Linked DNA regions of Homo sapiens: region 1 is linked to region 2. A link is a loop called in an ENCODE intact Hi-C map of the cell type or tissue named here. Cell type or tissue: heart left ventricle. All regions are shown on one strand. Each heading gives the region's core, and the rest is flanking DNA. Links, peaks and the distances in the headings are about the cores only.

Evidence for each region. A loop is a pair of places that touch in the nucleus more often than their neighbours do. Peaks named below come from ENCODE experiments on the same cell type or tissue, not always from the same donor. Only the 100,000 strongest peaks of a DNase experiment are listed, where the experiment ranks them.
Region 1: a loop joins it to region 2, with 1.9 times the contacts of the local background. A loop is called at or near these places in 59 of 110 quality-filtered maps.

The regions. Positions count from the first base shown.
Region 1 is chr22:21,802,245-21,807,626 of GRCh38, forward strand. It overlaps MAPK1 (mitogen-activated protein kinase 1), which reads right to left. Exons shown (of 9, transcript NM_002745.5): 3 at 3,606-3,795. Among named protein-coding and RNA genes, the nearest start is that of MAPK1, 63 kb to the right of the region's middle. In heart left ventricle, for the core only: no CTCF peak of the experiment used is centred there; no DNase peak of the experiment used is centred there.
Region 2 is chr22:21,852,482-21,857,863 of GRCh38, forward strand. The region is part of intron 1 of MAPK1 (mitogen-activated protein kinase 1); the gene reads right to left. Among named protein-coding and RNA genes, the nearest start is that of MAPK1, 12 kb to the right of the region's middle. RefSeq lists an enhancer at 3,361-3,862. In heart left ventricle, for the core only: no CTCF peak of the experiment used is centred there; no DNase peak of the experiment used is centred there; H3K27ac peaks cover 728 bases.

The DNA.
Region 1 (5,382 bases), core at 295-5,294, 50 kb before region 2:
CCCCACGATCTACTTGCAACCAACCTTTTTAGCTTAGTGTCGATGACTCCCTATTACTCATCCAATGCTGCAGCCACAGGGAGGAAGACTCAGTGCTTTCGGTAGTAGTCCCTTCCTTCTTATTTTATTTCTGTACTCTCTGCCTATGATACCCTATGTCCAATAGAGCCACTGGCCTCCCGCAAGAAAAGCTACCCAACCTCGAGGGCCGGCACAGATACCACCTTCTTCCTGCTGCCTCCCAGTCCCAGCCAGCGCTAGCCCACCTCTCTCCTTTGCATTTGTACACCATCTTTTTCTCCATCTCAGTTACAGAACATCTCATTATAATCACCTACTGTCTACCAGATTTCTGATCTATCAGTTTTCAGATTTCAAGGGCAGACCCTCATCTCTCTTGTCTGGCGTATCTCAAAGGGCTTCTCATAGGAGTGTCTGTTGAACTGAAATCCAATAAATGATTATTGCTATACATATATATGTACTTAAGCAGCTTTATTAACCTATAATTCACACACCATACAATTTGCTCATTTAAAGTGTATAACTCAATGGTTTTAGTATTATAATGGTGGAAATTAACCATTACCACCATCCAATTTGAAAATATTTTTATAACCTCAAAAAGAAATTCCAGTGAGTTAGTATTCCTTCCTTCTTTATTCTCCCAACTCCTCTAGCCCTAGGCAATCAGTAATCCACTAATTCTAATTTTTGTCTCTATGGATTTGCCTATTCTAGACATTTCACGTAAACAGAATCATACAATATGTGTCTTCTGTGGCTGCCTTCCTTCACAGACATGTTTCCAAGATTCATCCATGTTGTAGCATTATCAGTACTTCACTCCTTTCTCTTCTACTGTGTGGATCCACCACACTGTATTTATTCATCATCAGCTGGACATTTGGATTGTTTCTACTTACTGGCTATAGTGAACAATACCACTATGAAGATTTGTGTTCAAGTTTTTGTATAGATGCATGTTTTCATTTTCACTAAGGAGTGGAATCCTCACCAACACTTATTATCTGACTTTTTAACTACAGCCATCCTAGTTAGCATGAAGTTGTTTCAATGTAATTTTGATTTGCATTTTTCTACTGACTAATGATGTCAAGCATCTATCATTCCATGTGCTTATTGCCATCTGTATATCTTCTTTAGAGAAATGTCTATTCAGATCCTTTGTCCATTTTTTAAACTAGGCTATTTATCTTTTCATTATTGAGTTATAAGAGTTCTTCATATATTCTAGTTTTAAGTCCCTTATCAGATGTATGATTTGCAAATACCTTCTCTCATTCTGTGGCTTGCCTTTTCACTTTTTTGATGGTTTGCTTTGTAGCACAAGTTTCTAATCTTGATGGAATCCACTTACTTTTTTCTTTTGTTGCTTGTGCTTTTGGTGTCATGTCTAAGAAGCTTTGCCTAACATAAGATTGCAAAGATTTACTTCTATGTTTTCTAAGAGTATTAAAGTTTTAGCTTTTAATTGAGTTCTTCAATCCATTTTGAATTTTTTTTTCCTTTTGAGACAAGGTCTCACTCTGTCACCCCAGATGGAGTGCAGTGGTGCAATCTCTGCTCACTGCAATTTCCACCTCCCAGGCTCAAGCAGTCCTCCCACTCAGCCTCCTGAGTAGCTGGGACCACAGGCACATGCCACCACGCCCAGATTAATTTTTTTGTATTTTCGGTAGAGATGGGGTTTTGCCATGTTGCCCAGGCTGGTCTTGCTCCGGAGCTCAGGCAATCCACAGGCCTTGGCCTCCCAAAGTGCTGGGATTACAGGCGCGAACCACTGCACCCAGCCATTTTGAGTTAATTTTTTCATCTTTTTGTATGTGGCTATTCAGTTGTCCCAGATTCATTTGCTGAAAAGACTATTCTTTCCCCAGTGAATGGTCCTGGCATCCTTGCCAAAAATCAGTTGACCATAGATACACGGGTTTATTTACTGACTCTCACTTCTATTCCACTGACCTATATGTCTATTCTTATGCCAGTAGCACACTGTCTTGATTACTGTGTTTTGCAGTAAGTTTTGAAATCAGGAAGTGTATCAGTTCTCCATATGAATTTCCATATGAATTTTGGGATCAGCCTGTCAATTTCTACAGAAAAAAACAACTGGGGGCTTTGATAGGGATTGCACTAAATCTGCAAATCAATTTGGAGAATACTGCCATCTTAACAGTATTAAGTCTTATGATCCACAGACATGGGATGCCTTCCCATTTATTTAGGTCTTCTTGAATTCCTGTGCATTTTTTTAGACTGAATCGACATCGCTCCGTCACATCTAAGATATCCATAAATTTCCCTCGTTTACCTGTAACACCCATTAAAACAGAAATATGTAAATGCTGCATATTTTCAGAACTCTGAGGACTGTAAAGAATTTGGGGTTTTCTTATTTAGTTGGAATGCCTTATTAGGTATTAAAGTCAGTGACGTTAAGTTTTCTGCTGCTATCTTTTGAATAAAATTTATTGAAGAAAAATGTCACCAACAAAACATGATTTTAAAACTAACACATAAGGCCAGGCGCGGTGGCTCACGCCTGTAATACCAGCACTTTGGGAGGCCAAGGTGGGCGGATCACAAGGTCAGGAGATTGAGACCATCCTGGCTAACACGGTGAAACCCCATCTCTACAAAAATACAAAAACAAAGAAAAATTAGCCAGGCGTGGTGGCAGGTGCCTGTAGTCCCAGCTACTCGGGAGGCTGAGGCAGGAGAATGGCGGGAACCTGGGAAGCAGAGCTTGCAGTGAGCTGAGATCGCGCCACTGCACTCCAGCCTGGGTGACAGAGCGAGACTCCATCTCAAAAAACAAACAAACGAACAAAAAAACTAACACATAATGTACGTGATCCTGTTTATCTATATAAAGTATAAAAATACACATGTATGCAAGAGCATAGAAAATACTTTGGGAGAAAATACACTTTGTTTTTTAGGACAGAGTTTTGCTTTGTCACCCAGGCTGGCGTGCAGTGGTGTGATCTCGGCTCACTGCAACCTCCGCCTCCCAGGTTCAAGCGGTTCTCCTACCTCAGCTCCCATGTAGCTGGGATTACAGGCGCATGCCACCACGCCCGGCTGATTTTTGTATTTTTAGTAGAGATGGGGTTTCGCCATGTTGGCCAGGCTGGTCTTGAACTCCTGACCTCAGGTGATAAGGCCCACCTTGGCCTCCCAAGGTGCTAGGATTACAGGCGTGAGCCACCGCAACTGGCCACCAATTTGTTATAGTAGTTAGTTATCACGGCCTGGTGCTGTGGCCCACATACATAATCCCAGCACTTTGGGAGGCCAAGAAAGGAGGACTGCTTGAGCCCAGGAGTTCCAGACCGGCCTGGGCAACATACTAAGACTCTGTCTTTAAGAAAAAAAAAAAAAAGGTATCTCTGGGGAGAAAGGAGCAATGGGATAAGGAAGAAGAAGAGGACTACCACACTTTATTAGCATTTTTGCCATAAACATGTTTTTGGGTATTTCTGGTGTAATTTAAAATATGAATAATGACAAATATAACTATGCTTCAGTGAAAGGGTTTTTCAATATATATCACCTTAATAGTAAATAACCTGGCTGACCTTGAGATCACAGGTGGTGTTGAGCAGCAGGTTGGAAGGCTTGAGGTCACGGTGCAGAACGTTAGCTGAATGGATATATTTTAACCCTCTGAGGATCTGGTAGAGAAAATAGCAGATATGGTCATTGCTGAGGTGTTGTGTCTTCAAGAGCTTGTAAAGATCTGTTTCCATGAGGTCCTGTACTATATATCTGTTTGCACAGGTTAAGGTAAAACACCAATTAGCTGGTCACATTTAGCAAAGCATTGAAAACAAAAATGCATCCTCTCTTGACTCTCTTCCCAAACAGTCCATCATTACACCATGAAGCCCTTAAAGGAAAGAAGAAACTGAGGAAAACTTGGTTTCCTTCATGGAAAGAATCTGAAGTCGTTAACTCCTTTTAGGTCCTGTGAGATGGCAGGCATTCCAGCATTACATCTGACTGATGCGGCTATGGGCCTAGACTGAGATCTGAAACAGGCTGTTAGGGAAATTCTGGTCAATCTTGAAGTCTCAACCTCTTTGCTCTCTAAATTGTCCACCATCAACGAACCCCCTCCAAGGTTTGCTGGAAACACTGTTAGCCTGTAAGTAGCAGATACTCCCTCCTCTGTTTGGTCCAGTAACCTGTAATGTCACTATTCTTTTTACTTCTTGTTGCCGCTCCCCTCCTCTCCCAAGCTCCTCAAAAGCCAAACATAAAACTTCCAGAAATACAGGTCTAGAAACATACTCTTACTAGTAAATCCAACCCTAAGTCTATTTTCTTGACTCTTCCATTACTGTTAAGATCTTAAATAAGTAAGACTATGGGCAAGTCGTTCTAAGAAGGGGTTTGTGCTAGTTTTCCTCCTCATGCTTTCTTGCCTGGTCACGTACTTAACTACCTAAAAGTTTAGCTATGGCTACTTTCTTTCTCACAGAAATTAAATTATTAAAGCATTTAGCCTTTAACTTCATCATAGTATTATTTCATTAGCAGTATTTCTACATTTCTTTTACTCACTTCTGTGTAAACACTAGTCTCTGTTTCTTACAGATTTATGCTATAGGAGGCGCAGCATGGGATTCAAAGGAAACATGATTTAAAAATCTGTCATCTGAGAGAGGCTTATTTTCATGGCAAAAAGTAAAGCAGGACCAACAGGTGGTAGTGGCAGGAGGCATTTCACTTCAAATATCACTACAACTTATTAACAGAGCTGTTTAAAAATGGAAAGGGCTGCCTAGAAACAGCGAGCTCCCGCACCCTGGAGGGGCGGAATACAAATTGGGTAAACTGGTAGGAGTGCTGTATAACCCTTTCCCTTCTGGCAGATCCTCTTCAGTATACTTAACCTCTCTATCTTTCAAATGGAGCCTTTACCCAGGCAGCATCCTCTAGATCTGTTCAGTCCAGATTTCTAAATGTTGGTCAGAGTTAATCACATAATTTCAGACCTCAGTTGACCTTAAAGATCATGACGACCAGTTCCTTCATTTTAAAGGTGGGGAAACTGAGACCTAAAGTGGTAACCTGACTCTTAAGATCAGGACAGTCCTGATTTCACCAGGTAGATAGCCAGGGCACCCTCTTTCTTAGTCTACTACTGATCTTCCCTTTACCTTTTCATCATCACAACAAACCATCCCTTGGACAGAAGAAACATGACTGCAAACAGAGTTAACCAAGATTTTCCATGACTAGACTTAGGGAGTAAATAGCAAACAGATTACGATTTTCCCTTTAGCATGTTTAATGCACTTTTCCTTTAAGTTCAGGAAATTTCAAGTTCTATTTACTCAACAAGGTTAC
Region 2 (5,382 bases), core at 127-5,126:
TCATGCCACTGCACTCAAGCCTGAGTGAGAGAGTGACACCCTGTCTCAAAGAAAACAAAAGACAAAAATACATAACAGGCTGGGCTCAGTGGCTCACACCTATAATCCCAGGATTTTGGGAGGTAGAGGTGGGTGGATCACTTGAGGTCAGGAGTTAGAGACCACCCTGGCCAAGGTGATGAAACCCTGTCTCTACTAAAAATACAAAAATTAGCCAGATGTGGTAGCGCACACCTGTAATCCCAGCTACTTGGGAGGCTGAGGCTGGAGAACTGCTTGAACCCGGGAGGTGGAGGTTGGATTCAAGTGACAGCGCCACTGCAGTCCAGCCTGGGCGACAGTGAGACTTTGTATCAAAACAACAAAACACATAACAGTCATTAATTACCACACATAAAGGTGCTTAATGGATAATAAGTGCTCAAGGAAATGGCAGTCATGGTGGTGGTTGCAGAGAACAACTGGAGGGGATTAAGAGTGGTGGTAGAAACCAAGCAGAAACCAGTCTAAGAAAACCAAAAAAATACCAGGCAAATAGTTTCAAAGGAAAATTATACCATTTTAAGATAAGGTAGACTGGTGGCTGGCGCCTGTAATCCCAGCACTTTGGGAGGCCGAGGTGGGTAGATCACCTGAGGTCAGGAGTTTGAGACCAGTCTGGCCAACATAGTGAAACCCCATCTCTACTAAAAATATAAAAATTAGTTACACGTGGTGGTGTGCACCTGTAGTCCCAACTTCTTGGGAGGCTGAGGCAGGAGAATCACTTGAACCTGGGAGGAAGAGGTTGCAGTCAGCCGAGATCATGCCACTGCATTCCAGCCTGGGTGACAGAGCAAGACTCTGTGTCAAAAAAAAAAAAAAAAAGACAAAGTAGTCTTAATGCTATTTCAGAACACAGAAAAGGAAAGAAAACTTCCACACTCATTTTATGAAGCAAGTGTAATGGTAACCCCAACCTGACAAAGACTGCACAAAAGATACTACAGTTGAATACTACTTACGAATATCAACACAAAATCTCTGAATATTAGCAAACAGAATCCAATGGCACATTATAAAAAGGAATACAAATAAACAAGCACAGTTTATTCCAGGTATGAGAGATTCCATATAAGGAAATCTATTGACATGATCTTCACATTAACAATGTTAAATGTGATGAAATCATATCATCTTCACGGAGGCAGTAAAGACATCTGACAGCTGGGTGCGGTGGCTCATGCCTGTAATCCCAGCACTTTGGGAGGCCAAGGCGGGTGGATTGCCTGAGCTCAGGAGTTCACGACCAGCATGGGCAACAGGGTGAAACCCTGTCTCTACTAAAATACAAAAAATTACCTGGGGGTGGCAATACGCGCTTGTAGTCCCAGCTACTTGGGAGGCTGAGGCAGGAGAATTGCTTGAAACCAGGAGGTGGAGGTTGCAGTGAGCTGAGATGGCACCACTGCACTCCAGCCTGAGAGACAGAGCAAGACTCCATCTCAAAAAACAAACAAACAAAAAGAAACAAAAAACTAAAATAGGAAATGATGGATACTGCCTTAAGTAAACAAAATACACCTCGGTCCAAAGCCAGCATCTGACTTCATGTGAAAACATTAGAGACTTCCCTGCTAACATCACACACCACATAAGGCTAAAATATTTTCCAATTTACATTTTTAGAGGTAAGCATTAAATTCTATGATGCCAGACAAACATTTACCAGATTTTTTTTTTTGAGATAGAGTTTCACTCTTGTTGCTCAGGCTGGAGTGTAATGGCGCACAATCTCGGCTCGCCACAAGCTCCGCCTCCCAGGTTCAAGCGACTCTCCTGCCTCGGCCTCCCGAGTAGCTGGGATTACAGGCATGTGCCACCACACCCAGCTAATTTTGTATTTTTTGTAGAGACGGGGTTTCTCCATGTTGGTCAGGCTGGTCTCGAACTCCTGACCTCAGGTGATCCGCCTGCCTCGGCCTCCCAAAGTGCTGGGATTACAGGTGTGAGCCACCGCGTCTGGCCAAAATTTACCAGTTCTTGAATGCTGAATCCTGCTGGGATAACTGGAAACACTCCTAATGTTACTATAAACTCTCACACTGCCTTGTTGGCAATAATTAAATAGCTCTTTCTAGCAGTTGTGTTCAAGTGGACAGATAATCACAAATGTCTTTTCTTTCTAGCTCCCTTTGGACGAAAGAAAGAAAGAATTTACAACACGTCTAAAGATTGTCACTTTTATCATCCCTTTGAATGATAAGTGATCAGGGCTGTCCCAAAAGAATGCCTGAAAACATTACAAAATGTTATCATAAGCAGAATGGCTCACTAAGGGGATGAACATTCTGGCAAGTCTTAATCTAGCATCACTACCAACTGTTTTTTCACTGGTCTAAAACATAACATCTAATATTTTTATTTGCCTATATAGCCCTGCAGTAATAATTAACTTGTGAAAGGTCTACACTGATTTTTTTCTTTATAAAGTATTTGCTTCAACCATGGAACAGAAACAAAGTTGATTTAATGGGAAAAATGTAAATTTATTTGAGGATAGGTTCAGCACTGCTAAATTGAAAAGGGAAAGAAAATTTCAAACAAACCCCAAAAAGAAACATTTTCACATCTGTAGTGAAAAAGCTAAATAGCAGTACACTAAACTTGGTTACTGACAAAATAAATCCTTGTGGCCAAGGTGAGGCAAAGATATTACTCTCTACTTTGCTAGCCTACCTTGTGTTCAGTGAATTCAAACATTAATTGGGGCAATGTATTGTTTTTGCTTCATTTTCTTTAGCTGTGCAGTAAAGTCTTTGCTTTCATAGAAAGATTGTGCCAAGTTCTTTCTTTTTCAGAATTGCTTTTAAATCAGTTCTATTTAAGTATTTCTCTCTCTCTCAAACTTGACATTTTTCATTACACCTTTTTTTTCCAATGCCAAAATAGCAGCATTAACATTCATTCCAGTCACTAGGTAAAAACTCTCTTCAGTCAAACACACATGAATAATCTAATTCGTGAGGTAAACGACTACTGTCATACAGTATTACGAAGTTCCAACCTTACTTGCAGAGCAAAAAATAAAAAATAAAAATAGTCATTTTCCTCAAGGGTTTAATTGTGGGCTTTTAATGTTGAAGTAAATCAATTTACTAGTTTTTAACCTCAAGTTTTTCCCTATTTCATTATATCTCAATAATGATTATCCAGAGATTTCTGAGGTAAATTACATTAAAGACAGCGCTAGTAACTGGGAAACAATCCACACATGAATCTTAATATATTGCATATATGCTAATTTCATGTAATGTTCCTGAGGGCGGTGACAATATTAGAGCTGTACGAGACCCTAGAGACCATCCCAATCCCTTAACTCCACAGATGAGAAACACAAAAACTTGCAGAAGCAGAGTGACGAGCACATGCCCATGTGACATGTCATCAGAAGCAGGGACCAAGACTCAGGTCTCTTGCCTTCCAGGCCAGTCCTCTTTTGGTAGGCTAAAAGCTGCCTTTCACAGCTTCCCACAAATTTCAACACATCCTCACTCAAGTACGTTTCTGAAAGGGACTCACCGACAACTCTTTAGAGAAAAGGAACTATATCTCAAACCATAGGAAAAGTTCTATATCTAGCTTATCAAACTTTTAGTCTCTGAAGCATGTGAGAGTAAGTTTGCCAGTATTTCTTTCTCATTATCCCCCAATACTTTAGTGACTATTTCCAACAAACAAAACTAGACTATTCTCCCATACAAACAAAATGCTACCATCAAAATCGTCAACGCTCACCTGTCAGATTATGACCAAAGGCCTCTAAGTCAGAATCCCGCCCAGGCAAAATGACATGGCAGCCAACTGTGGAGCCTCGGTTGGCCTCGGATAGCTGGTCCCCCCTTCATTCACACCACATATCTGAGGACCAGATATGGAAAGCCTCTCATGCTGGAAAACTTGGCACAGTAGAAAGGCGGCCACACTTTTGCCCGTCACACAATGCACATTCACGGGGGACCTGTGCTAAACCATTCACAGACAACCTGTTTCTGGGTCAGGGTTTCGTATACAGCAGAGCAGTCAGCTATCGACACAAGGGTTTGTAACAAAAAACAAAAAACAACAAAAAAAAGGAAGGACAAACCAAAACAAAAAAGAAAATACCAAAAAAAAGAAGAGTTAAAAAAAAAAGAAGATAAAAATAAAATCATTAACACAGATACACGACTACAATCTAATTTTCAGACATTCTAGTTTTGCCAATCATGCCGATTCAGAATCATGAACCACATGGAGTTGCCATGTTTCTGCACACTTCTTTAGTGTGGAACAATTCCTCAGTGTTTTCTTGGTTCCATGATCTTGACTTAATTTTGAGGTTTACAGGCCAGTTATTTTGCAGAATATCCCTAAACTCGGGTTACCTTGATGTTGCCTCCTGAAGATTTGGATTATGCATGAAACACTTGACTGTCCCTATTCTAACTATATAAAGATGCTCCTTGACTTACTATGGACTTACATCCCAATAAACCCTTCATAAATGGAAAACCTCATAAGGTGAAATGCTTGTTTTTTTTGGGAAAGTTTCTTGCTCTGTTGCCAGGCGGGAATGCGGTGACACGACGACGGCTCACTGTAGCCTTGACCACTCAGGTTCAAGCGATCCTCAGCCCCAGGCTCCCAAGTAGCTGGGACTATAGGCACGTACCACCACACCTGGCTAATTTTTTTTTTTTTTAATTTTTAGTACCTTTAGTACAGAAAAGGCCTCACTATGTTGCCTAGATTGGTCTCAAACTCCTAAGCTCAAGGAATCCTCATGCCTCGGTCTCCCAAAGTCCTGGGATTATAGGCATGAGTCCTGCACCCAGCCTAGCTGAAAATACATTTAATACACCTAACTTACCAAACATCACAGCTTAGCTTAGCCTACCTTAAACATGTTCAGAGCACTTACATTAGCCTACAGTTGGGCAAAATCATCTAACGCAAAGCCCATTTTATAATAAAAGTGTTGAGTAACTCATATGATGTATGAAATACTATACTGAAAATGAAAAACAGAACAGTTGCGTGGGTACTCGGAAGTAAGGTTTCTACTGCATGTGTATCACTTCCATACCATTGTAAAGTCATCTGACCACCAAGCCAAATATTTGTACTTCTGCACATGCTGCTTTACATAGAGACCGAGACAAAGGGGGATTCACATCTTGTCAACCCTGTTTACTTCAAAGGAATAACAGAGCATTAACTAGGTACCAAGTGCTCAGGACTTCAAGTATACTGTTTTATTTAATACTCATGACAATCCTTTGACCCCTTACTTGTGACTGGCAAGTTACCCAACTTTTGTTTCATTTTCCTCATCTGTAAAAACCGGAGAGTGATACACAC